2 separate regions of the Homo sapiens genome follow, and region 2 is linked to region 1. Evidence: chromatin contacts called from ENCODE Hi-C or POLR2A ChIA-PET data. All regions are on one chromosome and are shown on one strand. Each heading gives the region's core, a stretch centred on a gene start or an enhancer-like site at or near the end of the contact. The rest is flanking DNA. Distances are from core to core; before and after follow the strand shown. Region 1 holds the start of SKA3 (spindle and kinetochore associated complex subunit 3). Region 2 overlaps ZDHHC20 (zDHHC palmitoyltransferase 20).

What was found. A loop is a pair of places that touch in the nucleus more often than their neighbours do. ChIA-PET counts read pairs that join two places held with the same protein, here RNA polymerase II (POLR2A). Pooled maps may share reads with other maps.
Region 2: a loop to region 1 is called in a pooled map, with 2.1 times the contacts of the local background. The contact joins the enhancer-like site here to the promoter of SKA3 in region 1. A Hi-C loop is called at or near these places in 1 of 37 single-sample maps with no recorded cell type and 4 of 50 pooled maps. POLR2A ChIA-PET finds 5 or more read pairs at or near these places in 6 of 52 experiments (H1, T-cell, activated CD8-positive, alpha-beta T cell and 2 more).

What each region holds. Positions count from the first base shown.
Region 1 is chr13:21,173,113-21,178,835 of GRCh38, reverse strand. It overlaps SKA3 (spindle and kinetochore associated complex subunit 3), which reads left to right and starts at 2,284. Exons shown (of 9, transcript NM_145061.6): 1 at 2,284-2,461. The coding sequence starts at 2,359. MRPL57 (mitochondrial ribosomal protein L57) reads right to left here and starts at 2,178. Exons shown (of 2, transcript NM_024026.5): 1 at 2,119-2,178; 2 at 1-1,924. The coding sequence starts at 1,919. The coding sequence ends at 1,611. RefSeq lists enhancers at 1,709-2,028, 2,044-2,766, 3,489-4,211.
Region 2 is chr13:21,397,389-21,403,111 of GRCh38, reverse strand. ZDHHC20 (zDHHC palmitoyltransferase 20) reads left to right here. Exons shown (of 13, transcript NM_001330059.2): 5 at 246-315; 6 at 1,427-1,459; 7 at 2,619-2,739. Among named protein-coding and RNA genes, the nearest start is that of LINC00539, 55 kb to the right of the region's middle. Within about 2 kb of position 3,196, at least 2 of the 41 ENCODE cell types and tissues checked have a DNase peak (open chromatin) inside an H3K27ac peak, as active enhancers do.

The sequences.
Region 1 (5,723 bases), core at 1,035-3,534:
TGACCAAGCCTGGCTAAATTTTTTTTGCTGATTTTTATATTTTTAGTAGAGATGGGGTTTCACCATATTGGCCAGGCTGGTCTCGAACTCCTGACCTTGTGATCCGCCCACCTTGGCCTCCCAAAGTGCTGGGATTACAGGCGTAAGCCACCACGCCCGGCTAATTTTTGTATTTTTAGTAGAGATGGGGTTTCGCCATGTTGGCCAGGCTGGTCTGGAACTCCTGATCTCAGGTGATCCTTCTGCCTAAGCCTCCCAAAGTGATGGGATTACAGAAGTGAGCCACCGTGTGGGCCTCAGCCATACAACTTTGACAAAGTTCTTTGTGTGTCTTCCCAGTCAATAGTGGTTTCTCCTTTATTCCTGTTCCCACAGACGCAATTCTGATTTTTTTCCCCACCTAAATTTTCTTTTTCTGTCGCCCAGGCTAGAGTGCAGTGACACAATCTCGACTTACTGCAGCCTCCACCTCCTGGGTGCAAGCGATTCTCCTGCCTCAGCCTCCTGAGTAGCTGGGATTACAGGCCTCACCACTGCACCCGGCTAATTTTATGTATTTTCAGTGGAGACAGGGTTTCACCATGTTGGTTGGGCTGGTCTTGAACTCCTGGCCTCAAGTGATCTGCCCGCCTCAGCCTCCCAAAGTGCTGGGATTACAGGCGTGAGCCATCCCGCCTGGCCATATATTATTGTTATTTTAGATAGGGTCTCGCTATGTTGCCCAAGCTGGACTCAAGCAATATTCCTGAATAGCTGGGACTACATGCAAGCACCACAGCACCCTGCCAAAATAGCTAAAAAATACACCTTCCTGTAACAGCTCTGATAAATATCTTTTACTTCGTTTATTTTTCTTTTTTGAGATGCAGTCTCCCAGGCTGGAGTGCAGCGGCATGCTCTCGGCTCACTGCAACCTCCGCTTCATTGCAACCTCTGCCTCTGAGGTTCAGGCGATCCTCCCACCTCAGCGTCCCAAGTAGCTGGGATTGCAAGCCTGCACCAACATACCCAGCTAATTTTTTTTGTATTAGTAGAGACGGGTTTTATCACCTTGGCCAAGCTGGTCTTGAACTCCTGACCTCAAGTGATCCGCCCGCCTTGGACTCCTAAAGTGTTGGGATTACAGGCGTGAGCCACCGCACCCGGCCTCTTTTACTTCGCTTAAATGTCCAATTTTAGTAGTAAAATCCCGGAAAATGTTTTTAGGAGTATGTTTAACTGAAAAGCTCATATTTTCTTTCATTTTTGGGCAATTCTTAAGGTAAGCAAACTAATGTTGCATGATAAAGCCCCCATCAAGTATCTCATACTTAAGCAAAGACCTCAAATCATTGTGGCTTTATTGCAGCTTTCCTTCAAAATATCATCTGTGACTGAGGAAATCCCTATCTTCCTATCAGACTAATGAAACCACAGGACAGCAATTAGACTTTTAAGTATTGGGGGTTTAGAGCTCTAGATATTCGATATGCAGACTACTCATGTTTGTTTGTTTTAATAAAGACTGGTCCAAAGGCTCATTTTCACACAAGCTACAGTTTTTCAGTTCCAGGACCAGGTAAAGATGGTCAGCTCCGTGATCCATAAAATCCAAGGGTGACGACTCAGGATTAGGACCATTTCTTGGTGACATTGAGATGGTCGAGCTGGTCCGCAATGAATCTATGCGGGGGGAACTTGGAAGTGGCGGCCGCCTTTATGGCCTCGAAGGCCTCCCTCCTGCGCACCGCGGCGTGGCCGCGCTCCTGCTCCCGGGTCATGTAGGGCATGCTCAGCCAGTAATGGTTCTCCGCCTCGATCTCCAGGCGGCGGATCATGTTCTGCTTGGCGCGCAACGACACGAACCGCGGCCGCCGGTGCTTCCCGATCCACTGACGGCCGGGAATGCGGCCGCGCCAGAGGAGCGCAGTCAGGAACATGGTGCCTGCGGAAGAGAGGGACGGGCTTTGCGGAGGCGAACTGGCGCGGCCGGACCTGGAGAGAGCAGCGGGCGCGCGCTCCAGCTCACGCCTACGGGAGTTCCCGCACCGCCTCCCCTCCAGAGAAGCGGGGAGCCCAGGTAAGGCCAGCAGGCGAAGAAGGAGCTCCCTAGAGAACCGAATTCGCACAGCTACTCACCTGCCGCGCTGCTCAAGACTCTGCGTCTCCGCGGCCGCCAGCAGACGCCGTGGCGTAAGCGCACCCGTCTCGCGGGGTCTCCTGGGGCCTCGGCGAGAGACTTCGGCTCTCGCGAGAGAGGACTGCGCCTGCGCAGAGCCGAGGACGCGTCCGGCGCCGAGATTCAAACTAGTGGCGGGAGGCTGTGAGCTGAGCGGTGGGGTCTGCGTACGCCTGGAGTCCTTCCCCGCTGTGCTCAGCATGGACCCTATCCGGAGCTTCTGCGGGAAGCTGCGGTCTCTGGCCAGCACGCTGGACTGCGAGACGGCCCGGCTGCAGCGAGCGCTGGACGGAGAGGAAAGCGGTGCGTGAGGCGGGCGGCCAGGGCACGGTGCGTGGGGTGCGCCGCGGGCGGAGGGGCGTGGCGAGTGGACGGTATGTCCCACGGGAACCGCCAGGCACTGACGGCGTGGACGGCTGCCACCGAGGCGCAGGGCGGGTGCTGCGCGTCTCACTGCTCGGCGTTTGGCGTTAGCGTAGCTCCCGGGCCTGTTTATGGTTTATTCCTAGGAACCCTTGTCGCGTGTCCGTTTTAGACCCATGTACAACCCCACGGCTCTCTTGAGATAATGAAAGTAGCACTATTACGTTATAAACAGAGACAGCAGCACTTAAGAATAAGAACCTAAATTAACAGATTGAGCTCATAATACATATACTAATTTATACGTGATATGCTTTCGTCACATACAATATGTGTGCTTGTCAGTAAAATACCATGTAAACCTAAACAGTTTCTCTTAGAATCAAGCTATTTAACGTTCTTTACACAATACTTTACACATATAGTGACTTTTTTCTCACTCACGTGGTCCACAGTTGCAGTAAACCTCTGTGTTTTTCCCGCTAAACCATGTTGCCAACACAAACACTAGTACTCAACAGTGCTGGGGTTTAAAAAAATATGTGTATATAAATAAAGCAAAATTCACCATTCCCCTTTTTATTAGAGATTTTTTAAATTGTTGAAAAAGTAGTTCAGATTTTGGAATTATTTCATAAATGTCATAATTGTAATGTGCTTTAAAATATTACACCCTGCAGACTACTTTTACTTTAATTATATAATGAATGATCTCCAGTCACTTGAAAATGTCTATTTCTGCCCGGCGCGGTGGCTCACGCCTGTAATCCTAGCACTTTGGGAGGCTGAGGCGGGCGGATCACAAGGTCAGGAGATCGAGACCATTCTGGCTAACACGGTGAAACCCCGTCTCTACTAAAAATACAAAAAATTAGCCGGGCGTGGTGGCGGGCGCCGGTAGTCCCAGCTACTCGGGAGGCTGAGGTAGGAGAATGGCGTGAACCCGGGAGGCGGAACTTGCAGTGAGCCGAGATCCGCCACTGCACTCCAGCCTCGGCGACAGAGCAAGAGTCCGTCTCAAAAAGAAAAAAAGATTTGGCCGTGCACGGTGGCACACGCCTGTAATCCCAGCATTTTGGGAGGCCGAGGTGGGTGGATCGCCCGAGGTCAGGAGTTCAAGACCAGCCTGGCCAACGTGGTGAAACCTCGTCTCTACTAAAAATACAAAACAATTAGCTGGGCATAGTAGTGGGCGCCTGTAATCCCAGCTACTCGGAGGCTGAGGTGGGAGAATCGCTTGAACCCTGGAAGCGGAGGTTGCAGTGACCCGAGATCGCGCCACTGCACTCCAGCCTGAGCGATCTTAGACTCCATCTAAGAAAGAAAAAACTATCTTCAGATGGTCATCAGGAATGTGAAAAGACATCAATTTCATTAGTCATCAAGGAAATGCAAATTTCATTAGTCATCAAGGAAATGCAAATTAAATCTCAATGTAGTACAGTTGCATACCCAGCAGGATAGCTAAAACGAAAAAGAGAAAATTACCAAGTGTTTGGAAAGATGTGGAACAAATGCGCTTTTTGTTGTTGTTGTTGTTGTTGTTGGAGCAGTACGCACTTTTTTTTTCTTTTTTTAAAATTATTATACTTTTAAGTTCTAGGGTACATGTGCACAACGTGCAGGTTTCTTACATATGTATACATGCACCATGTTGGTGTGCTGTACCCATTATCTCGTCATTTACATTAGGTATATCTCCTAATGCTATCCCTCCCCCCTTCCCTCACCCCATGACAGGCCCAAGTGTGTGATGTTCCCCTTCCTGTGTCCAAGTGTTCTCATTGTTCAATTCCCACCTATGAGTGAGAACATGCGGTGTTTGGTTTTTTGTCCTTGCAATAGTTTGCTGAGAATGATGGTTTCCAGATTCATCCATGTCCCTACATAGGACATGAACTTATCCTTTTTTATGGCTGCACATGGTGTATATGTGTCACATTTTCTTAATCCAGTCTATCATTGATGGACATTTGGGTTGGTTCCAAGTCTTTGCTATTGTGAATAGTGCGGCAATAAACATAAGTGTGCATGTGTCTTTATAGCAGCATGATTTATAATCCTTTGGGTATATACCCAGTGATGGGATGGCTGGGTCAAATGGTATTTTTAGTTCTAGATCCTTGAGGAATTGCCACACTGTCTTCCACAATGGTTGAACTAGTTTACAGTCCTACCAACAGTGTAAAAGTGTTCCTATTTCTCCACATCCTCTCCAGCACCTGTTTTTTCCTGACTTTTTAATGATTGCCATTCTAACTGGTGTGAGATGGTATCTCATTGTGGTTTTGATTTGCATTTCTCTGATGGCCAGTGATGATGAGCAGGAACAAATGCACTTCTTATGCACTGCTGGTGGGAGTGTGAACTGTAAAAATCATGTTGGAAAACTAGCAGTATTTACTGAAGTTGAGCATATGCATAACATATAATCCAGCACTTTTTCTGAGTCTCTTAACATACAGAAATATGAATACGTTGGTACCAAAGACATGTTCTAGGAAGTTCAAAGCAAGAGTATTCATAATAATTCCAAACTAGGCACAATCCAAAGTGTTTCAACAATAGAATAAATAAATATGGTATCACGCAGTGGAAATGCTACACAATAATGAACATGGATTAGATTACGAACGTGGAAGAATGTAACAGTTGAGTGAAAGAAGCCAGTCGCAAAAGAGTACATATTGTTTGAGTCCATTAAATCAAGTTCATAAGTGACAAAACTACTTCATGGCGTTAGAAATCAGGGTAAGGTGGCTGGGTGCAGTGGCTCACGCCTATAATCCCAACACTTTGAGAGGCCGAGGCGGGTGGATCACTTGAGGTCAGGAGTTCAAGACCAGCCTCACCAACATGGTGAAACCCCCATCTCTATTAAAAATATAAAACTAGCCAGATGTAGTGGCGCACACCTGTAGTCCCAGCTACTTGGGAGACTGAGACAGGAGAATCGCTTGAATCCGGGAGGTGAAGGTTGCAGTGAGCCAAGATCGCACCATTGCACTCCAGCCTGGGCAACAAGAGCGAAACTCCATCTCAAAAAAAGAAAAAGAAATCAGGCTAAAGTTTACCCTTGTGGGGAAGGGAGAGACTATAAGAGGGCTTCTAGAGTTCTACTAAGGCTCTGTTTCTCCTTTTTCTTGAGCTGAGGGCCAGTTGTGCAGGTATGCTCATTTTATAAAGTTCATTAAACTATATA
Region 2 (5,723 bases), core at 1,947-4,446, 220 kb before region 1:
TTGCTTTGCATCTACTTTTCATCTAAAAATTGCTGAGCAAACTACATTCTGATGTTCTCTTTTATCTCTTGACATTTTGATTTGAGAAGCTCTCTAGTATAATACATTTTGGTATTGTTGGTATTGTTTTAAAATTATTAGTTATCAATTACCCAGAGTTATTTTTTTTAGAAAATCAAGTTTTAATGTCAAATTAGTTAAGTTTGTACATCCTTCAGCATCTTCCTTTTACTTCTTTCATGTAGCTATCAGATATTGTGAAAAATGTCAGCTGATTAAACCTGATCGGGCGCATCACTGCTCAGCCTGTGACTCGTAAGTGTTACTCACACATATGCTTAATATCTAGCACTGGAAATCAGTGATGGGAAAGTGCAAGGGGAAGGAACATTTTATATGCTTTACACTTGACAAGAACACTTCATCCTCTCCCATTATTTGCTGTGCATACAGGGCAGACAAAAATATTGATAAAAGCTGGAATATACTCACAAGTTGTATCTTTGATAACAGTTCCTATACCAGTTAATAGAATTTTCTTGGACTTTATGCTGTCTATGCTTGTGCTTAATGTAAGTCTTTGTGTACATGTAAGGAGATAATATGTTGAAGGAAAGATCGTTAGTTTGGAATCCCAGATAATCCTTGACTTTTAGTAACACAGTTACTTAACTTTCTAAGTATTAGATTACTCATTTTGTTATTTTTTTTAGATGATCTGTGGTCTACCTTCATATAAGTATAGAATACATATTCTAGTAGGGAGGCAAATTTGGAGTTTGGTGGGTTTTTTTTATTACAAAAATACAGTAGTGCTTATGCATAGGGTAAAATTTTATAGAATATGTGGAAAAATAACCATCTCCAAGCCCATCAGTGTTAATATTTTGACTTATTTCCTCCTAAACTTTTGTTTTTATGACCTGCATATGTTTAAAATAACATAGGGGCCATCTGTATTGCATTTTATCTCCTTCAGCTAATTTGTTAGCTGGATCTAATGTACCAAGTACTGTGTACCAGATCTGAATTTTGTTTTTTTCAGGACAGGGTCTCACTATGTCAGCCAGGCTGGTCTCGAACTCATGACCTCAAATGATCCTATCGCCTCCACCTCCCAAAGTGCTGGAATTAATTACACGCATGAGCCACTGTGCCCAGCCCAGATCTAAATATTACAGTATTATTTGATGTGGTCTAAGGCAGCTGAATATGTTCAGCTGAATTCCCAGTATAAAAATCATGACTTTTTACCTATGAACATTCTTGTGGAAGCATCAGAAATTATCTCTAACCTAGTTTCTGGGTTGATTCTCTTAAGATGTAGTTGTAAAGGGAATTTTAAGTCAAATAAAAGAAAATTATGAGAAGTTAGAATTAGAAGAATTTTTCTGCATGGATTTTCTTATGCTTGTTTGTTTCCTAGATGTATTCTTAAGATGGATCATCACTGTCCTTGGTATGTATAAAAAAACAGAAGAAATTGCATTGGTGGTGAGAGAGAGAATTTAGAGTAACTTCAGTATTCCTAAATTTTGAAGGCCAGTTTACTCATAGATATTAAGATTGATCTCTTTACATATATGCATAGATTTGTATGTAAACAGTTATATTAAATGGTTTCTATTAAAATATCTGCTGAAATTAACCCAAATAACAATGTATTAAGAATTAACATTAAAATTCCACATTCCTTATGGAATTTATTAAATACAAACATTCACAATTAAGACACCACTCAACTTCCCAGATGACCCATTTCTAGGTAATAATGATTAAGTTTTCTAGTTTTCTGATTTGTCTTTCTTTGTGTTTGTTTTGTTTTATTTTATTTTTGAAACAGGGTCTCTGGTTGCCCAGGCTGTAGTACAGTGGCATGATCTTGTCTCACTGCAGCCTTGACCTTCTGGGCTCAGGTGATTCTTCCACCTCAGTCTCTCAAGTAGCTGGGACTGCAGGCATGCACCACCACGCCTGGCTGATTTTTTGTATTTTTAATAGAGATGGGGTCTCTCCATGTTGCCCATGCTGGTCTTGCACTCCTGGGCTTAAGCAGTCCACCCGCCTTGGCCTCCCAAAGTACTAGGATTACAGGCATGAGCCACTGCACTCGGCCCAATTTATTTTTTTTAATTATTATGTTTTAATTGTTTTAAAAAACATCGAAGAGGTCAGGAGTTCAAGACCAGCCTGGGCAACATGGTGAAACCCCATCTCTACTAAAAATACAAAAATTAGCCGGCTGTTGTGTTGGGCGCCTGTAATCCCAGCTACTTGGGAGTCTGAGGCAGGAGAATCACGTGAACCTGGGAGGCAGAGGTTGCAGTGAGCCGAGATTGTGCCACTGCACTCCAGCCTGGGCAACAGAATGAGACTCCCATAAGATGTACCATGTTAACCATTTCTTAGGGTACAGTTCAGTAGTGTTAAGTATGTTCAAATTGTTGTGCAATTAATCTCCAGAACTTTTTCATCCTGCAAAACTGAAATTTTATTCGCATTAAAAAGCTCCCCTTCCCCACACCACACCAGCCCCTGGCAGCCTCCATCCTACTTTCTATTTCTGTGAATTTGTGATTTGTCTTACTTTTATAATGTGGCTTTCTTTATTTTTCCAGGGTGAATAACTGTGTGGGATTTTCTAATTACAAATTCTTCCTGCTGTTTTTATTGTATTCCCTATTATATTGCCTTTTCGTGGCTGCAACAGTTTTAGAGTACTTTATAAAATTTTGGACGGTAAGTCTTTTTTTCTATCTTGAAACATGTATTTAAGACTTTAAGATGCTATCTTCCTAATAAATTACTTTATTTTTTATGACAAGTAGATATACTTTAATTTTACAAGTTAGAGTTTTATAAATCCATCAGAGGACAGATAGGGCTACAATTTACTTTCATATACACATGTTTATTTGTAAATAAATGTGTATTAAACAGGATATAGTGAGCCTCTTTTAGTGATCCAAATTATTTTCACCCACATTCTAACAAAGACATATTCATTTTAGGGAGGTAAATTGCTTTTCTTTGAGTTGGTGAGACTTACTGCAATTTTATAGTAATAAAATCTATAAAGACAGGAAGCAGTTTAGTGGTTGCCTCAGCCCCAGGCAGCCACTAAACTGCTTCCTGTCTTTATAGATTTTACAGCATTTCTTAAAATGGCAAATGAATGAAAACAATCAAATGTCTTATCAACTGAGGTCCCCTGAAACTATGACACATCTATACAAAGGAATGCAATGCAGCTTAAGAAAGAATAAGGAAGCTCTTTATAACAAATGATGTGAAGTGATCTTTGAGATCTTTTATTAACGTGAAAAAAACAAGGTACGGAAGAATGCATATAGTATGCTGCCGTTTCTACAGCAAAATAACATGTATATATATTTGTATATGTTTTATCTGGAAGAATGCAGTAAAAAATTCTTAACTGGTTGCCTCTGGGGAGGGCACTTAGAAGGGAGACATGCTTTCTACAGTTATCCTTTGGATTTTGTATAACATGGACAAATAGTAATATATTCAAAACAGATAAATATAGCTTTAAAATTTTTTTTAGTATGGAAGTATATATTTTTTGAGGAAAAACTACCAAAAACATTGAAAGTAACTGCCTCTTGGAAGTGGGAGAACTGCTGTTTTTCATTAATAGCTTTTTAGCATTATTTTAATTTTCTCTGTGCATGTGCCATTTTTTAAAAATTTAGAAATTATTTTATATTTTATTTTATTTTTATTTTTATTTGATTTTATTTTTATTTGAGACGGAATCTTGCTTGGTCACCCAGGCTGGAGTGCAGTGGCGCGATCTCATCTTACTATAACCTCTGCCTTCTGGGTTCAAGCGATTCTCCTGCCTCAGCCTCCCTGAATAGCTGGGATTATGGGTGCTCCACCACAATGCCTGGGTAATTTTTGTATTTTTAGTAGAGACAGGGTTTCACCATGCTGGCGAGGCTGGTCTCGAGCTCCTGACTTCAAGTGATTTGCCCGCCTTGGCCTCCCAAAGTGCTGGGATTACAAGTGTGAGCCACTGCACCTGGCCAAGAAATAATTTCAAAATAAATGAACATTTTCTCCTTCATTTAAACTCTCTTTAAATTTCAAGATAATATTAATTCCTTTCTCTTTCCCCTTCAGCCCTTTAAATATAGGTTCAGTCCTGGGCTGTCTCACTGTTGGTTCTTTCTACTGTGTTTCTGGGTTGTTGCGTGTCCCCCTGTGGCATTCACAATTGCTGTTCCTAGCCCTAGCGCTCACATGGGCTGAGCCCATTCCCCTGTTTCCAGTTGCTATTTATTGAACCAGTAGACATGAGGAAGACACCATAAAAATCAGCACGTCTCAAACCAACCTCATTTTCATTTCACTGTTCTTTCTATGTTTATCTGATTGATTGGGAACAACATCTTTACAAATCTTATCAGTTTCCAAGCTAGAAAAATTAATAGCATCTTGGAACTATTGTTATTCCTGTATGAAACTGAGGTATAGAATCAGGGTGGTATACTAGGGGAAAAAAATGAGCTTTCTTTACATGTAAATGCCATGTATGTATTTATTTGCCAGAATCTAAGCTCCATGAGAGCATGAATATTTGTTTATTTTGTTTGTTTATGTTTCTTTCCTTTTTTTTTTTTTTGAGACGGAGTCTCGCTCTGTTGCCCAGGCTGGAGTGCAGTGGCGCGATCTTGGCTCACTGCCAGCTCCGCCTCCCGGGTTCATGCCATTCTGCTGCCTCAGCCTCCCGAGTAGCTGGGACTACAGGCACCCGGCACCTCGCCCGGCTAATTTTTTGTATTTTTAGTAGAGACGGGGTTTCACCGTGTTAGCCAGGATGGTCTCGATCTCCTGACCTCGTGATCTGCCCGCCTCGACCTCCCAAAGTGCTGGGATTACAGGTGTGAGCCACCGCGCCCAACCTGTTTGTTTATGTTTCTTAGTCGCCCAGTACTGAACACACAGTAGGTGTTCAGTAAATATTTGCTGAGTGAATAGCCAGAATCAAGATACTTAAACTTTAGACTCTTTGTTCTTTCATTTTTAAAACTGAGGTAATAACTTATAGGATTGATGTAATGATTAAAATAAATAGTGTAAATACATGGAAAGCAGTCAGTAGATGTTTTTTATTTTGTTTTTTCCAACTCTGTGCCTCAAATCATTCCTATTCCTAATATCACAGACATGGTTTAGACCCTCCATCTCCTAATTTCCTGTCTTTATTCTCTCCTTTCTTAAGTACAATCCCTGCCAATTTATGAGCAGAGGAAAATTTTTTTTGCATATGCTTATGAGGATATGCTTGCTAGCTACTGGCATGTCTTTTTTGTGAAATTTCTATTGTGTTCTTTGCCCATTTCTAGTAGGTTTTCATATTTACACATGAAAAGAGTTTGTCTTATATTAAAGATACTAATCTTTTTTGTTGTTGTTTTGTTTTTTGAGATAGGGTCCCACTCTGTCTCCCAGGCTGGAGTGCAGTGGTGCGATCACGGCTCACTGCAGTTTCAATCTCCCAGGCTCAAGCAATCCCCTGCCTCAAGCCCCCAAGTAGCTGGGACCATGGGCAGGCACCACCATGCCCGGCTAATTTTTGTATTGTTTGTAGAGACAGGGTTTCACCATGTTGCCCAGGCTGGTCTATAAGTCCTGATCTCAAACAGTCCTCCCACCTCGGCCTCCCAAAGTGCTGGGATTACAGGTGCGAGCCACCG